Regions from separate parts of the Homo sapiens genome. Here regions 1 and 3 are each linked to region 2. The links are chromatin contacts, found by Hi-C or POLR2A ChIA-PET in ENCODE. All regions are on one chromosome and are shown on one strand. Each heading gives the region's core, a stretch centred on a gene start or an enhancer-like site at or near the end of the contact. The rest is flanking DNA. Distances are from core to core; before and after follow the strand shown.

Region 1 (4,647 bases), core at 32-2,531, 780 kb after region 2:
CAATTTCTCTTCTATCATATAGAATGGTACTAGTTATGCACCATCCTTGGGGTAATTGAGAAAACAAGTCACTCAGATCATTTCCTATGTCCTATGGCTCAGATAAAACCAGGTACTACATGTGAAAGACTGCATGAGGATTCAATAGGATAATAAATAGCGTTTATTGTAGGTATAAAATAGCATTTACTATAGGTTTAATAAATAGCATTTATTATAGGTGTTATTTATTATATGTGTAATAAATAGCATCATGTATGGCACATGGAAGGGGTACTCAGTAATATTAGTATTTTTCCTTTTCTACAGCAGGTTGGAAATTGGGCTGAGGTTTTCACTGAAGATGATAGCAGTGCCCTTCCACAGTGTGACTCTCAAGGCAGCTTCTGGGCGCCCATCTGCCCAGAATGACAATTTTTCCTATAAGGAGGCACTTTTGAAGAAGGAGAGGAAAGGGATGTTGATTGGCATTCTGTCAGGCATTCCATGAACTAAGAAATGAATGGGGATCATGCTGGTGGCTGTAATGGATCTGGCAGCCCCATAGTCACTCCTTCTTCCCTGTATTTATCTGTTTACCTAATCCACTTCTTGACCGACAGCTCCTTGAGGGCAGGGGCTAAGGACTAGTCTTTAATTGTACCTTTATATCTGCAGAGACTAGCAAATATTAATACCTATGAGGCATTAACGACTTCACGGTTTCCGAGGAAAGCCAGAAGGTATGAAACTGGGACTGTGGAGCAACCTCTTGCTTTTCATGGAACTTTTAGCCTATGAGGCACTTCAGGGAAAAGAAGTTCTTCCTGGAACCCAGGAAGCTGAGTTCCTCACGTCTCTGAGCTCAGAGCGTCTATCTCATGTCAAGATCCCTTCGACAAGTGCAGGAGAGGGTGACAGGACGGCTGCATAATCAACCCCGCCAGCTCACACGCAAGCTATGACCTCCAGAAGGGACAGGACACCTTTAGAATACTTTCTACCATTTCGCAAGCTTCTGGGCACGAAGTTCTCTAATCTCAGGTCCCCACGTGACTCCACAGTCCATTTTTCTCTTCTCACATCTCATCTGGTCAAGCTTGACTAAAATTATCTTGTGAACCACCCAAGTAAACACTTGCCTTTGTCTCTTCAAATGGTGTCGATGATATGTCAATGTACACACACACCAAACTGATATAGTATCGCTAGCAGTGTCTCTTTAAAGAGGAGATGTTTTGGAAGGCAGGACACTCTACAGTAAGAGCCTTTTGCTGTGCAAGGTTCACAGCTGTTGCTGTGGCAACTCTCACAACCTCGCTGAGTATCCAAATAAATAGTTTGTTCTTTTTTTTCCTCCCTAAGTAAGATGGGGGAGGGGGACGATCGATGAGACTTGCTATTGGGATCCATTTGGAGTTCTGGAGTCAGTGCAAAAATTGAGGTTTCCTAAAACGACAAAGAAATAAAGGCTTTGGGAAAAGCCCACACCCCTCAAAGGCTGCAGATGGAAAATGGAAGGGAACTGCGTGCTGGAACCTTAGCAGGCGCCGTGGCTTTGAAAAGAAGCTCCCAGCAGCAAACACCCAGGCAGAAAGAAAGAAAGCTGCGGGGTTCCGACCCCACATTCCGGCGGAGAGCTCGGGCCTCTCTGCGGGGGGGACGCCCAGCCTCCCCCGGCCTGCCACCCCAACCCCCCTCCTCCGCTCCCCCCACAGACACGTCTAAACAGCCCAGGATCTCCGGTTAAACAAAGAGAGTGGTATGCCTTAAAAAAAAAAAAAAAAAAAAAAAAACAAACAAAAAAAAACTTTTATTTTCGTGTGATAGGTGATATGTGGAAAATTAATTACAGGAAATAGCACTGCGAAAAGCAGCAGCATTCGTCTTTAAATGGATATGGTCCCCCCCTTCTCCGCCCCCCTCCTGGCTCTTCCTCAGCCCGGCGCAGACAGACACCGCCCCTACCCTCCCCCAAACTCTTTTGTTATCAGTTGAATCACGTCTCGTGCCAAGCAAAAGGTCATTTCAGGTCATCTTGGAGATGAAAGGACGGGGTAATGTATATGAAGGTGCGGGAATTGGCAAGCCCAAAAAATATATACATACACATATACATATACATATACATATACATATACATATACATATACATATACATATACATATACATGCACATAGAGACAGAGAGAGAGAGGTGGGGCAGCGCGGGGGCGGGGGGAGCGCGGTAGTGGGGATGTGAGAAACGCCAGCATTCTAACAAGAACAGAGTGATGCCAGAAAGACGCAGGAAATGTTTCAAAGCATGACAAGCACTGTCCAATCTGTAGCTAATTCCTTATAAAAATAAGAATGTGGCTTATAATTGTTAGGTGCCTGGAGGGTAATTAGAGTTTCTAATTGTTCTCATCCACAATCTCATTTTTGACCCTTCATCAGAGAGCGAGAGATGCCGCCCATTGCGAAAGTGCGCGTTCTGGAAACGTGCTGCATCTGCGGGGCTTTGGCGAACGTGCTCTGCTGGGCCAGAGAGGCGGGACATATCAGACTTAGAGCCTCCACCAGAAGGGGGTTGGGGGCAGAGGGTTGGCCTGGTCCAGTCACCCTCTTGAAGGGAATTTAACCACCAGGGTATGTGGGCAGTATATTTAGGGTGTTTCAGTAGCAAGCACAGATCACTTTGTTTGGAGATAAGAAGAGAAAAAAAAAACGAAACAAAAAAAAAAATACCTTGCATAGAGTTGTTGTTGTTAATGTTTTCCCTACACTGTTTACTGGGTAGGGATGGCATGGTTTTTTATTTCTCTACTAAAAGAGACGCCACTCCCTCCTTTGAGTTTGTAATTCAATGCCATTTCAATAAAGACAATTGGCTCTCGCTGTCTCTGAATTCTTGCCAAGTGCATTTTCCCCTTTCTTTTCCTTCCCACTGCTGTATTTGAATGTCCTGTATTTGCCTCATCAATTTTTTTTCTAAGAAGCAAGTTTGTTTTTTTTTTTCCAATAACGCAGATGCCAACAGCAATCTATCAAGCGAGTGGGAGGTTTAGGTAATAAATCGTTTGTTCCCAGATACCAAAAGTTTCTTACATGGAAACTCCCCCTATAGCCTCCGCTGCCATGGGCTCCGCTCCACTCCCTCTTCTTACTAGTCAAACTCCATCTACCACCCCCCATTCTTTCCACACCCACAGCAATTCAAACAGGGAGGCTTCTGAGGCAACCAGTTAAAGGTAAGCTGATTCTTGACAGGTTCTGTAATAGTAAAGCCAATGAGATTTGGTAAAATTCGTCTGTTACCCCATCAGTCCTGGAAAATAGCTTTTTACAATGGTTATCATCTCAATGTGTGGCACCTGCTAGAGAAACTGGCCTCCATATATGCCTATTCCCCAACTCACACCATTATAAAGGCATACTCACTAAAGTTATACTAGCTTCCTCATTACTAGAGTCATGTGTTTCTAAAGAAATACAAGTCATTTCTGTAACTGTTGTAGATGCTAGCAGCAGAAAGCTCAACATCCTGGGGGTTTGAAGGGAATGGACTCAGTTCTTAACAAAATGGCATTCGTATATATGGGGTGTAGGGAGGTGGTCATTGTGCAGAATGAAGGGAGGAAGGAATAGAGAGTAGTCCAGAGGGTCGGGCAAGATACCTTGATTTAGCCAAAGTCAGCAGCTACCTGATTAATAATTGAAGTGCTGTTAATACGTGGATGAGGATTGTCTGATGCTTACACCAATCAGAGGATGTGGCACCCCCAAGTAACCAATGAGACTTCTCAGGCATTGGTCCTTTTCCATTCGTTACATGCACCCTGAGGAAAAACCCCAAGGCAAATCTGATGATGTCGGCTGGGGCATGCAACTGTCACATAGAGAAGATGGCAAGTTTCCTCTATTTATCATTTCTGTTGAGCAGTATTGTATTATACACACGAGCAAAGCAACAATATTCCATGTTTATGTCTTGCTAGATCACCTAGAAGTTCCGACAGACTTAAAATACAATCAGGCATTTCCCATGCCTTACTGAGAAGGAAGAAAGAAAGGGATCTAGTAGTGATTAAATAATCACTATGTATCATGTGATAGTCACTTTAAATCACTATCACTCAGTCCTCACATCAACTCTGTGGATAGTGTAATTATTTCATTCACTGGCGAGGAAACTGACAATCAAGGTGGGTTGAGTAACCTAATTAGAGATCACCACACATCTAACAAGAGAAGGGAAGAAAGCTCACATTTAGTGAGCACCCCTTGTTTCAGAGACTATGCTTAACTTATCACACATCTACTTTCAAATAACCGTATGCTATGCATAATATTGTCTCCATATGATAGATGAAAGTGAGATTCAAGAAACTTAAGTAACTTATTCAAAGTCACAAAGTTGGTAAATGCAGGAGCTGGAATTCAGACTCAAGCCAGTGTGACGCCCAAAGCTCATGCTGTTTGCCTGCAACTGATGCCTCAAATATTAGCCTGGGATAGAAGAATGAAAGGTTAGTTATCAGCCTTACTCCCAATAGGACAGCACACAGTATATCCTCAATCCCTATAAGCTTACCTCGAAAAATTTACCTTGGCATGTATATAAAGACTGTCCATGATTGGGCATAATGAACAAAGTCCCATTTGTCTAAAGGAAACTGTTTCAGA
Region 2 (4,598 bases), core at 883-3,382:
GGCCTGAAACAAAAAGTGAAGTTGATTGTGTTGATTCGCATGGCTCCCCTGAACTAGTAATCTTTCAACATCAGAGCGGAGCAGGTGACTGACCAACGGACTTGTAGATGGCTTTGGGGATTTGTTTGCGCCCTCATAATTTGAGAACGTGAGTCCTGTGGGAACGGATGTGGCCACTGGGGATATAGCTGGTGGCAAGCTCTGTGAGGATCGGGATGGTTCTTACATTTTTTGTCCAGCTGTAAAATGGGAAGGAGGCTTTTTTCCGACTCATCCCTTAGCGTAAAGTTCCCATTCCCACGCAAATGGCAGCTCTTTCTATACTTATTTGGGAGTGAAATGGAAGAAGGGATGGAATGGAGAGGATCCGTTTCCTTTTTGAACTTGGGAGTTTATAGGTAAGTGGGCAAAAATGAGCCTACGGAAGAGACTAACTTCGGTCCGGATCAGCAGCATTTGCTCTTCTGGGAACCTCAGCTGTGGGCAGCAGAGAGCTGAGGGTGTGTTTGGTAGCTGCGTGTAAAGGGAGGCACTGTGCTTAATGAGGTCTGCAAGCCTCGATCTTTTCATTTGACCCAGGTTTTTCTCCCTTGGATTAACCTCTCTGTGTGTTGTTGGGAAGTACTGTTCATCTGGTTGTAGCTCAGAATTTTGTACCTGGCCCAGAGGAGATTCCTGGGAGTGGAATCTAGGTCCCCACCCAATTCTGATTGTGAGTAATGGATGCCGTTTGGATGGGAACTGTAGAGGATTTATCTTTAACGCCAGAGGGCTGGAGGTCAGAGCTGAAGCAGGTTGATTAAAATCAGTTACTCAGGGGATTTGACTACACAACCCAAAACACAAGCTGGAGGAATCCAGCTTCTTCTCAGAACTGCCCCCAAATACTGAGGAAAGGTAGATTCGAGGTCTGCAATCCTCGCCTTGCTTCTCAACTCAGAGCTGTCATTGTCTCAAACACGCACTTGACACTAAACATACATTTTTCTCTGACATATTTGTATTGTTTTTTAAGCTGTATGACAAATAGTTATGCTGAGTGAGTTCCGGGCACCTAGCAGGCAGGCAGTAAATATTTGCTGTACATCGAAAGAATGCCGTTGGCTTGGCTGTCAGTATGGCTCCGATTCAGAACCATCCCATTGCTGGGTTCTTGAAGCTGGGAGGATTGCACGTTGAAGGGCTGGTCAAGCCCTGCCTGACCAGAAAGGTCTCTGTGAATACTTTGGTCATAGAGACCAGAAAGGTCTCTGTGAATACTGGAACATTCTCAGACATGCCGAGCAAAAGCTACCATCGCAGGCAAGAGGGACGGTGGGGGGAAGTGCAGCTGGGAGTTTTCATAGAGACGTGGTTCCTTTGTTCTGGTAGATTTCAGCCAGAAAGAACAGCAAATTTTTACTGTCTGCAAACCACTAAGGAGCTACTCCCCTCCCCCTTTACCTCCTTCCTTCCCAACCTGGGAATTCATTTGCTGCTTCTCTCTCCTCCTCCTCTGCCCTCGGGCAGTCCTCAGGGACAAAGCTCTTTGTTGTGAACACTCCGAGACAATACGGGATTGCACAGTCCCCAGGGCACAATCGGGGCTGTCCTCCATGGAGAGTGATCGCCCGGGCAGAGACCCCCACCTGTTGATCTCCCCCTTCCCGGGGCGAGTGGCAACCTGCATTGTGCTGGGGACGCACGCGTTTCCACAGCAGGCTCAGCAGATGGTGCTGGTGAGCAAAGCCATTCCCGTCCCTCTCGCGCCCCTCCCCACCGCCAGAGCCTCGCTGGTCTAAAGCAAAAACAGATGTTTTCATCATTTCTGGATCTGGCATGTGACTCGCAGTTCAGCAATGCGCCGACATAACCCAGAGTTGTACGTCCCCATCATCCCCCGCAAAATAAAAATCCTGAACTTAAACGAGCCTTCCTCCTAGGCGAGCCACTGACACATGATCTGTGTAATCCACCCGGCACGTGTTTAATCGGACTCCAACTGCAACTGCCTTTGTAGCCAGCCCCGGCTCTATAATTGGGAAGTTGTCTTTTTTTCAGCGAAGACACGGGACAGCCAGACTAGCTATCTTTACACCAAGGGCTGGGAAGAGGCGCTAGCCTTTTAAAATAGCCCTGGTCTGGCTGGCTGGCGAACCTGTCTGCGTGGGAGCCGGTGAGCGGGGCCAGAGCAAAACAGGAAGGCCGCGGCGGCGCACCCTGTTCCCGGCGCCCTCGGCAGGTGGCAGCATTGGCCCGAGCTGGCCTCTGCCGCTGGCCAGCCCCAAAGCAGGGCCCTTTTACTTTCGGTGGCCTCAAAATTATTAGTTCCAGATGAGTTCTTGCAATTGTAATATTTGGTTTAACCCAATCTGCCCGACTGCGTCAGCGCACGTTCAAATACAGCCGTCTGAAGTCTACCCAGACATCAGAGGCATGTTTCGGGGGTGTCAACATTCCTTACCCTTTGAAAGAATTAAAGCAAAACAAAACAAAACAAAAAAAGGAGGCTGATTTATCCCAAAACGAAAGAAGGGTGAACAGGCGTGGGGCTAGGGTGCCTGAGAGGGAGCGAGCAGTGGACATTCAGGGAAGGCGTAACAATGGAACTTTGTCCAGGAGGCCCGCTAGAGTGGAACTGGATTTATTTGTTGAACTAGAAAGGGACCTCTAGGTTCTTTGAAGGTTAGAGCAAATAAGCAAAACTGGCGTGCATTTGGTTTACCAACAGCAGAGTCCTTCAAGTCACGTAGGCTGCTATTGTCAGACACAAAACGCGTTGTTTCTGGGGCTGGGCCTCTGCTTAACACTTGGCTTGGTGTCCCAGGAAGGGGGCAGTGGAGGAGGGGGCTCCCCATCTTAGCACACAGCTTTTAGGGGCACTCTGAATGTCTGCCAAGGATGTAGACTGGGTTTCCTAAGGACAGCAGCCTAGGCCGCAGAGGACTCGTTTAGAAGACAGGAGCCCTCCTGCAGGCCCTCTGGCGAGTGGACTGGCTGGAGTCGTCAAGTGTCTTGTAAACGGCCCTGCTGTGGTTTTACTGCAACACCGTGGAGCTGGACACGGGGGAGACTAGGGACCCATCCCGGTGGTCTCAGGGTATTACAGATGCATGAGCTGAGGCTAAAAGACTCCCTCTGACCCCCAGGGCAGAGCAGCAAAATGTGCAAAGGGAGCCCAGAAATCCTGCTCCAACCACCAGCCAGGAAAGGGTGTCTCTTCCCTTAGCAGAGATGGAATAACCTGGCCTTGAAAAGACAGCCTCTGTCAAGCAGTCCCCCACACCCCTTCCCCCTGCCTGCACCTCACTTTTAAATCTGTGCTCAAATTCTTCAGTAAGATTCCTGCTAGTCGACTACAGGGAGCCTGACCGTTTCCCTGCAGGTCTCTGGCTCAACATGGTACTGATCAAAAGCTGGCACCAGTCTGGCAGATGCTTTAAGTCCTGCATGTCGGGAGCTAGCGGCTGGTGCTGGCATCAGCCAGCCAGGCAGACAGAGTGGCCATCTTGTTAGATGTGGTTGGGGCCTCGCTCATCACTTACCTGCTGCAGGGGCCACCCCACTGTGTGGAGGAGGCGTAGGAAAGATGGTGGGACCTCCACACATCTGTTCCAATACCTCCAGAGTGTTTAGGGACCCAGACTTCCTGCTATCCTCCTTTCAGTCTGAAAACTACATGTGTCCCTGCAGATTGTTGGGAAAGTGCTGATTGTCTTGGCGGGAGCCTCACCCTGATCCTAGAGGGGACTTGGCCTTGGAGGGAAATAGGCAAATTAGGCATTCAGGTGAGTACAATGGTTCGAGGCCTGTGTGCGTAGAATGGCTAAGGAATTCCAGTATTCCTTTCCATTGCTTCATTTACTTTATTCCCTTCTGAGAATCAGTTTTTGGACATGCTATAATCCAGAAATTCTCAGTCTTGCGTACTTAAGAATTGCCTGGACCCTACCCCCAGAGCTGCTGAAATCACAATGAAAAGGGGTTGGGGATAGGGGTCATGATTTTACTCCCTGCCCAGGTGGTTGTAATGTACAGCTAGAAGCTAAAAAACAAAATTTAAAAATCACTGCATTTCTAACCCAAATTCCCTTGATTTACAGATGAGGTTCCTAAGAGTTAAGCGGCTCAGCCAAGGTCACACAAATTCAAGTCCAAGTATGGAATTTCTGTATAAGACCTCCTTGCTCCTCAGCAATGATTGAGGCTTTTCCTCAATCTTTGAACCCATTAATGACAGAGCCAGTCACTTCTTTTCCCTGTTTAATGAAACCCTCTATCAGCCACAACGTGTGTTGCTGTTGCCTATAAGAAATTCCTCTTACAGTCGGCTCTCTGTATCCATGGGTCCTTCATCCATGGATTCAATTGGCCTCAGATACAAAATATTAAAAAAAAAAAATATATATATATATATATATATATATGTATGTATATATGGATGGCTGTGTCTGTACTGAACATGTAGACTTTGTTTCTTGTCATTATTCTCTAAACAATACAGTATATCAACTATTCACATAGCATTTACATTGTATTAGGTATTATAAGTAATCTAGAGATGATTTAAAGTATGTAGAAGGATGTGTGTAGGTTTTATGCAAATCCTACACCATTTC
Region 3 (4,327 bases), core at 491-2,990, 1.0 Mb after region 2:
GAACACATCCAAGGAGGCTAATACTAGGTATGGTGTTGCCAGCCCAGTCTTGTCTTTTTGCTCCATGTCCTGGAAGAGCATTCTGCAAGGTCTCCAGGATATCCCCTTTGCTCTGGAAGCAGCTACTACCCAGGAAGCATTAATTTTCCCTCATCCTTTGTACAGCAGGAGGCAGAATTAATACACATTGTTGCTTAAGCTCCAGCTGTCTTATCTCCCTGCTTCCAAACACCACTGGCTATTCTTTAGGAAACCAATTCCGGGCTCAGGGAGTTACACTGTATCATTTCCCCTGGTAAAACCTTCACAGGCCTTATAAAGCAACCTCAAAAAGCCACTCCATGGGTGCTGGTCACCATCCCTCCCCCATATTCCAACCAGGGACAGGCCCGGACTGACATTTCTGGAAAACCCAGTGTGTGCAAGGTTAGGTTACCACGGTCCATACCAATGAGGAAATTAGGCTGTAGAGAGAAGTAACTTGTCTAAGGCACCGCAGTGGATACGAGTGCTGTAGCTACGCACTTACCAGCTCTATGATCTTCCCCAACCTCTCTGAGCTGAGTTTTCTCATCTGTAAAACTGGGATAATGATTAAACACACTCCTAGGGTCAGTATAAAACTTCAGTGAGTTCATTCATTACGATTAGCACAATGACTGGCACATACAAGAGCCCAATAAATGTTAGGTTTTATTATTATTATTACCCAAAAAAGACTATCAGTTAGGGTGTACTCATTGCCTCTTTCATTATAGCAAGTGGGACCCTTGTCCCTGACTGAAGACAATGACTTTGTTTCCAAACGAAAGAGGGTTAGCATCCCCCAGCCAAATTCACCAGGTGGGGCATGGGGCATCAATATGGTTGTGGCTTCCACCATCTTTGCAGTGGGAGTAGTTTTGTCCAGCCTATGATACAATTCACTTATTATTGTGCAGTGGTGATTCGGTCCGTCTTTGAATCCTTTTATTGACAGGATATCCACTCCCTAATGAAATAAGCCCGTTCCCTTTTGAACACCTCTTATAATTAGGAAGTATGTTTTCTCTGTTCCTTCTTCCTCTACCCTCCTAGCCCTTCCTTCTTCTCCTCCTCCTTCCTCCTTTCTTTTTCCCTTCCCTCTTCTTTCTGCCCTGTCCCTCTTTTCTTGTCCCCTCCCAGGTCCTGCCACCTCTGAGAACCTGAGGTCCTTCTCCCCAACCCCTCTGCCCCACCGGGAAGGCACTATTCAGTCACTGACCATAACCTTGTAGAGCGCAGTAGGTCTTTAGTGCAGCCACTTGGCCGGCTGATTGGGAACTCAACTTCCGATGGTCCTAACAACCCTTTGGGTTTTGCAGGATCTTTGAGAAGCAAAACCTTTTACCTAGGCCTTACGGCTTGGCCTTCTGGTCCATTAGTATCATCCACCAGTTCACCCAATTTCCATTAATAACCGCATCTAGAATCACATGAAACTTGAGATGGGTTGATCTCCTGTCTTGAGGCCCAGCTGGGCGGGTATGCCAGCCAAGGAGAGGGCTGGGGCGCCGGGGGTGACTCTCGGGAGGTGAAGCACACAAGCAGCCCATAAGGTTGGGATCCTCCGTCTCCAAGTAGCGCGACTACAGCTCTTGCCCGCACGGAGCAGCCTCGGACAGCGCGGCCGCTTTAAGAGAGGGGCGGGGCCCGGGTACAGGCAAGTCAGGGCCAGCCCACAAGGCTCCTTTTCCTTTTTGATCCATTCAAAAATTACTCATTGCAAATTCCCGGACTGCTAGGCGAGGAGAGGGAAGGGGGCGGAGGAGACAGGGCTACTGCAGGCGCAGAGCTGGGGGCAGCCGGGGGCCCGAGTGGCTGAGGCTGGTCCCGCAGCGGCCGCTTGCCGGCGTTCTGGCTCCTGTGGCCTCACCAGGAAGCGTCAGAGTCCCGACACTGGGGAAGCTCGGAGCGCCGCCTCCGCTGCCGCCGCCTCCTGCCTGGCTCTGGGTCCCCGAGCCCCCTCCCCTGGCCCAGCCCGACTCCCTCCTCCTTCCCGAACCATCCGGCTCGGGCTCCTTCCCTGGCGATGGCTGGCCGCTGAGCCATGGCTCAGTACGGCCACCCCAGTCCGCTCGGCATGGCTGCGAGAGAGGAGCTGTACAGCAAAGTCACCCCCCGGAGGAACCGCCAACAGCGCCCCGGCACCATCAAGCATGGATCGGCGCTGGACGTGCTCCTCTCCATGGGGTTCCCCAGAGCCCGCGCGTAAGTGGCCGGGCTCGCAGCCCTCGGCGACCCCTCCCGCGCGCGCGGCCGGCCCTCGGCTTCGCTCCGGCTCGCCTCCCAGCGCCTGCGGGACAGGCAGCGCGCTCCCCGCTGCCCGAGACCTGTTGGGGGCGGGATGGGCGCGCTGGCAACCCGGGACTCGGCTCCGGGCGGGGGTGCGGGGGAAGACGCGGCGCGGGGGCGTTGGGCCAGGGCTCGCCGTGGGATGCCTAAAGCTGGGGGACGAGGGCGCGGGGTTCGAGTCCCGGGTATAGTGCTCAGCCTCCGCCCCAGCCGGGTGGAGCTCAGCGTTTCTCTCGCGCGCTCCCCTAGGTCTCCAGCGCCGAGCGCCTAGGGAGGCGGGGCCCTGCGGAGGACTCGGGCACCCTCTCCGTCTGGAATACTGGGCTGGTCTGGGATCCTCCGGTGTCTGGGAAAGGGCGGGAGACTGCGGGGCAGGGAGGCCGGCGCCCCCGTTGCAGCGGCTTCCAGCTCCGGATGTCGCTCTCGGGTTCGGTCTCCCCCTGGAGTAGGAGGAGCGGGAGCGTGGGTGTTCCTGCGTGTTCATTGATGGGGAGGATGGAATCAGAAGGAGAAGCGATCCCTCCAGGGGACCTGGGTTCTCGTCAGTGGTGACGGCAGCTCAGAAATCTGTGGGTGCCTGAGAGTAAGGAGGGGGAGCTGTTCTTCATCCTTCCTCTAGGAGAGTGGGGTAGGGGAGGGCAGGGAGAGCGCAGGTGGCTGCCCCTGGAGCCTGCTGGGGAGAGGCCTGTTTGCCAGCATAGGGTGGCGGCGGCCGGAGTCGTCTCAGGCCGGTCGGCTCAAGTCTCAGGGGCTGGAACTCTGCCTAAGAGGAAGCCAAGGCCCAGCGGCCAGGCCCTTCTCCCCTGGTTAATCCCTGCCGTGCAGATTTCTTAGGTGGGGACACAAGGCCTGGCGTCCGGACTGGGCGCAGCTTCTTTTCATCTTTGAATTACAGCACCTGAACAGGAGAGTTGGCCAAACTTAATCAGTGAGGGCCAAGTAAATGAAAGTCCTTTTTATTTTTTTCCCTTCTCACATTTTTTTTTCAGGTGATAACTTTATTTATGTATTTATTTTTCTGAGACGGAGTCTCGCTGTGTCGCCAGGCTAGAGTGCAGTGGCGCAATCTCTGTAACTTCCGCCTCCCAGGTTCAAGCGATTCTCCCACCTTAGCCTCCTGAGTAGCTGGGACCATAGACATGCGCCACCACACCGGGCTAATTTTTATATTTTTAGAAGAGATGGGGTTCTGCCATGTTGGCCAGGCTGGTCTCGAACTCCTGACCTCAGGTGATCCACCCACCTCGGTCTCCCAAAGTGCTGGGATTACAGGCAATAACTTTATGTCTCCCCTCCCTTATCTCTGGGCAAACCTTGTTTATTCTCTACTAACTTGGTTGTAATCTGTTAATCAAAGTAGACCCTTGAATTTGTTATTCTCCAGGCTGCTGGGACACGTTGGAGTGGCCTTAGAAGGCTGCAAAATGGACTGATGGTTTCTGCCTTCCACTGACGTCCCAATACGACTTCCTAATACTAGGGCTCCAGTTCCTGATACCAGAATTACAGGGAGAAAATGTGGGTTCTGCAGGGGTGTGTCAGGTGTGGACGCTTCAGGTGAAGTCGTCGGTGTGGATGATCAATGTGCACAGCTCTCCTTAAAAACTGGAGGTGGGGCTGGGTGTAACCCCAGCAGTTTGGGAGGCTGAGGCAGCCGGATCACTTGAGATCAGAAGTTTGAGACCAGCCTGGCCAACATGGTGAAACCCTGTCTTTACTAAAAATACAAAAATTAGCTGGGTGGGGTGGTGCATGCCTGTAATCCCAGCTACTTGGGAGGCTGAGATAAGAGAATCGCTTGAGCCCAGTAGGTGGAGGTTGTAGTGAGCCAAGATCGCACCACTGCACTCTAGCCTGGGTTACAGAGCGAGACTTCATCTCAAGAAAAAAAAAAAAAAAAAGCTGGAGGTGGGAGTGGGGAAGTCAGCTGGGGAATGCTGCAGAATTAGCATAGTCTCAGGCTACTGCCTTTTTTGAAATAAGGCCAGCATTAAAAACCTAAATTGCTTAATTA

Evidence for each region. A loop is a pair of places that touch in the nucleus more often than their neighbours do. ChIA-PET counts read pairs that join two places held with the same protein, here RNA polymerase II (POLR2A). Pooled maps may share reads with other maps.
Region 1: a map of dorsolateral prefrontal cortex shows a loop between it and region 2 (5-fold over the local background). The contact joins two enhancer-like sites. A Hi-C loop is called at or near these places in 2 of 168 maps with a recorded cell type or tissue (Right ventricle myocardium inferior and dorsolateral prefrontal cortex) and 13 of 50 pooled maps.
Region 3: a pooled map shows a loop between it and region 2 (2.3-fold over the local background). The contact joins the promoter of UBASH3B here to the enhancer-like site in region 2. A Hi-C loop is called at or near these places in 2 of 50 pooled maps. POLR2A ChIA-PET finds 5 or more read pairs at or near these places in 2 of 52 experiments (HEK293T and naive thymus-derived CD8-positive, alpha-beta T cell).

What each region holds. Positions count from the first base shown.
Region 1 is chr11:122,439,055-122,443,701 of GRCh38, forward strand. No RefSeq gene overlaps it. Among named protein-coding and RNA genes, the nearest start is that of MIR100HG, 19 kb to the left of the region's middle. RefSeq lists an enhancer at 2,371-3,035. Within about 2 kb of position 1,282, at least 17 of the 41 ENCODE cell types and tissues checked have a DNase peak (open chromatin) inside an H3K27ac peak, as active enhancers do; they include dorsolateral prefrontal cortex, where a contact is called at or near this core.
Region 2 is chr11:121,653,944-121,658,541 of GRCh38, forward strand. No RefSeq gene overlaps it. Among named protein-coding and RNA genes, the nearest start is that of SORL1-AS1, 200 kb to the left of the region's middle. RefSeq lists an enhancer at 1,894-2,103. Within about 2 kb of position 2,133, at least 35 of the 41 ENCODE cell types and tissues checked have a DNase peak (open chromatin) inside an H3K27ac peak, as active enhancers do; they include dorsolateral prefrontal cortex, where a contact is called at or near this core.
Region 3 is chr11:122,653,982-122,658,308 of GRCh38, forward strand. It overlaps UBASH3B (ubiquitin associated and SH3 domain containing B), which reads left to right and starts at 1,741. Exons shown (of 14, transcript NM_032873.5): 1 at 1,741-2,229. The coding sequence starts at 2,069. RefSeq lists an enhancer at 1,646-2,147 and a silencer at 2,351-2,400.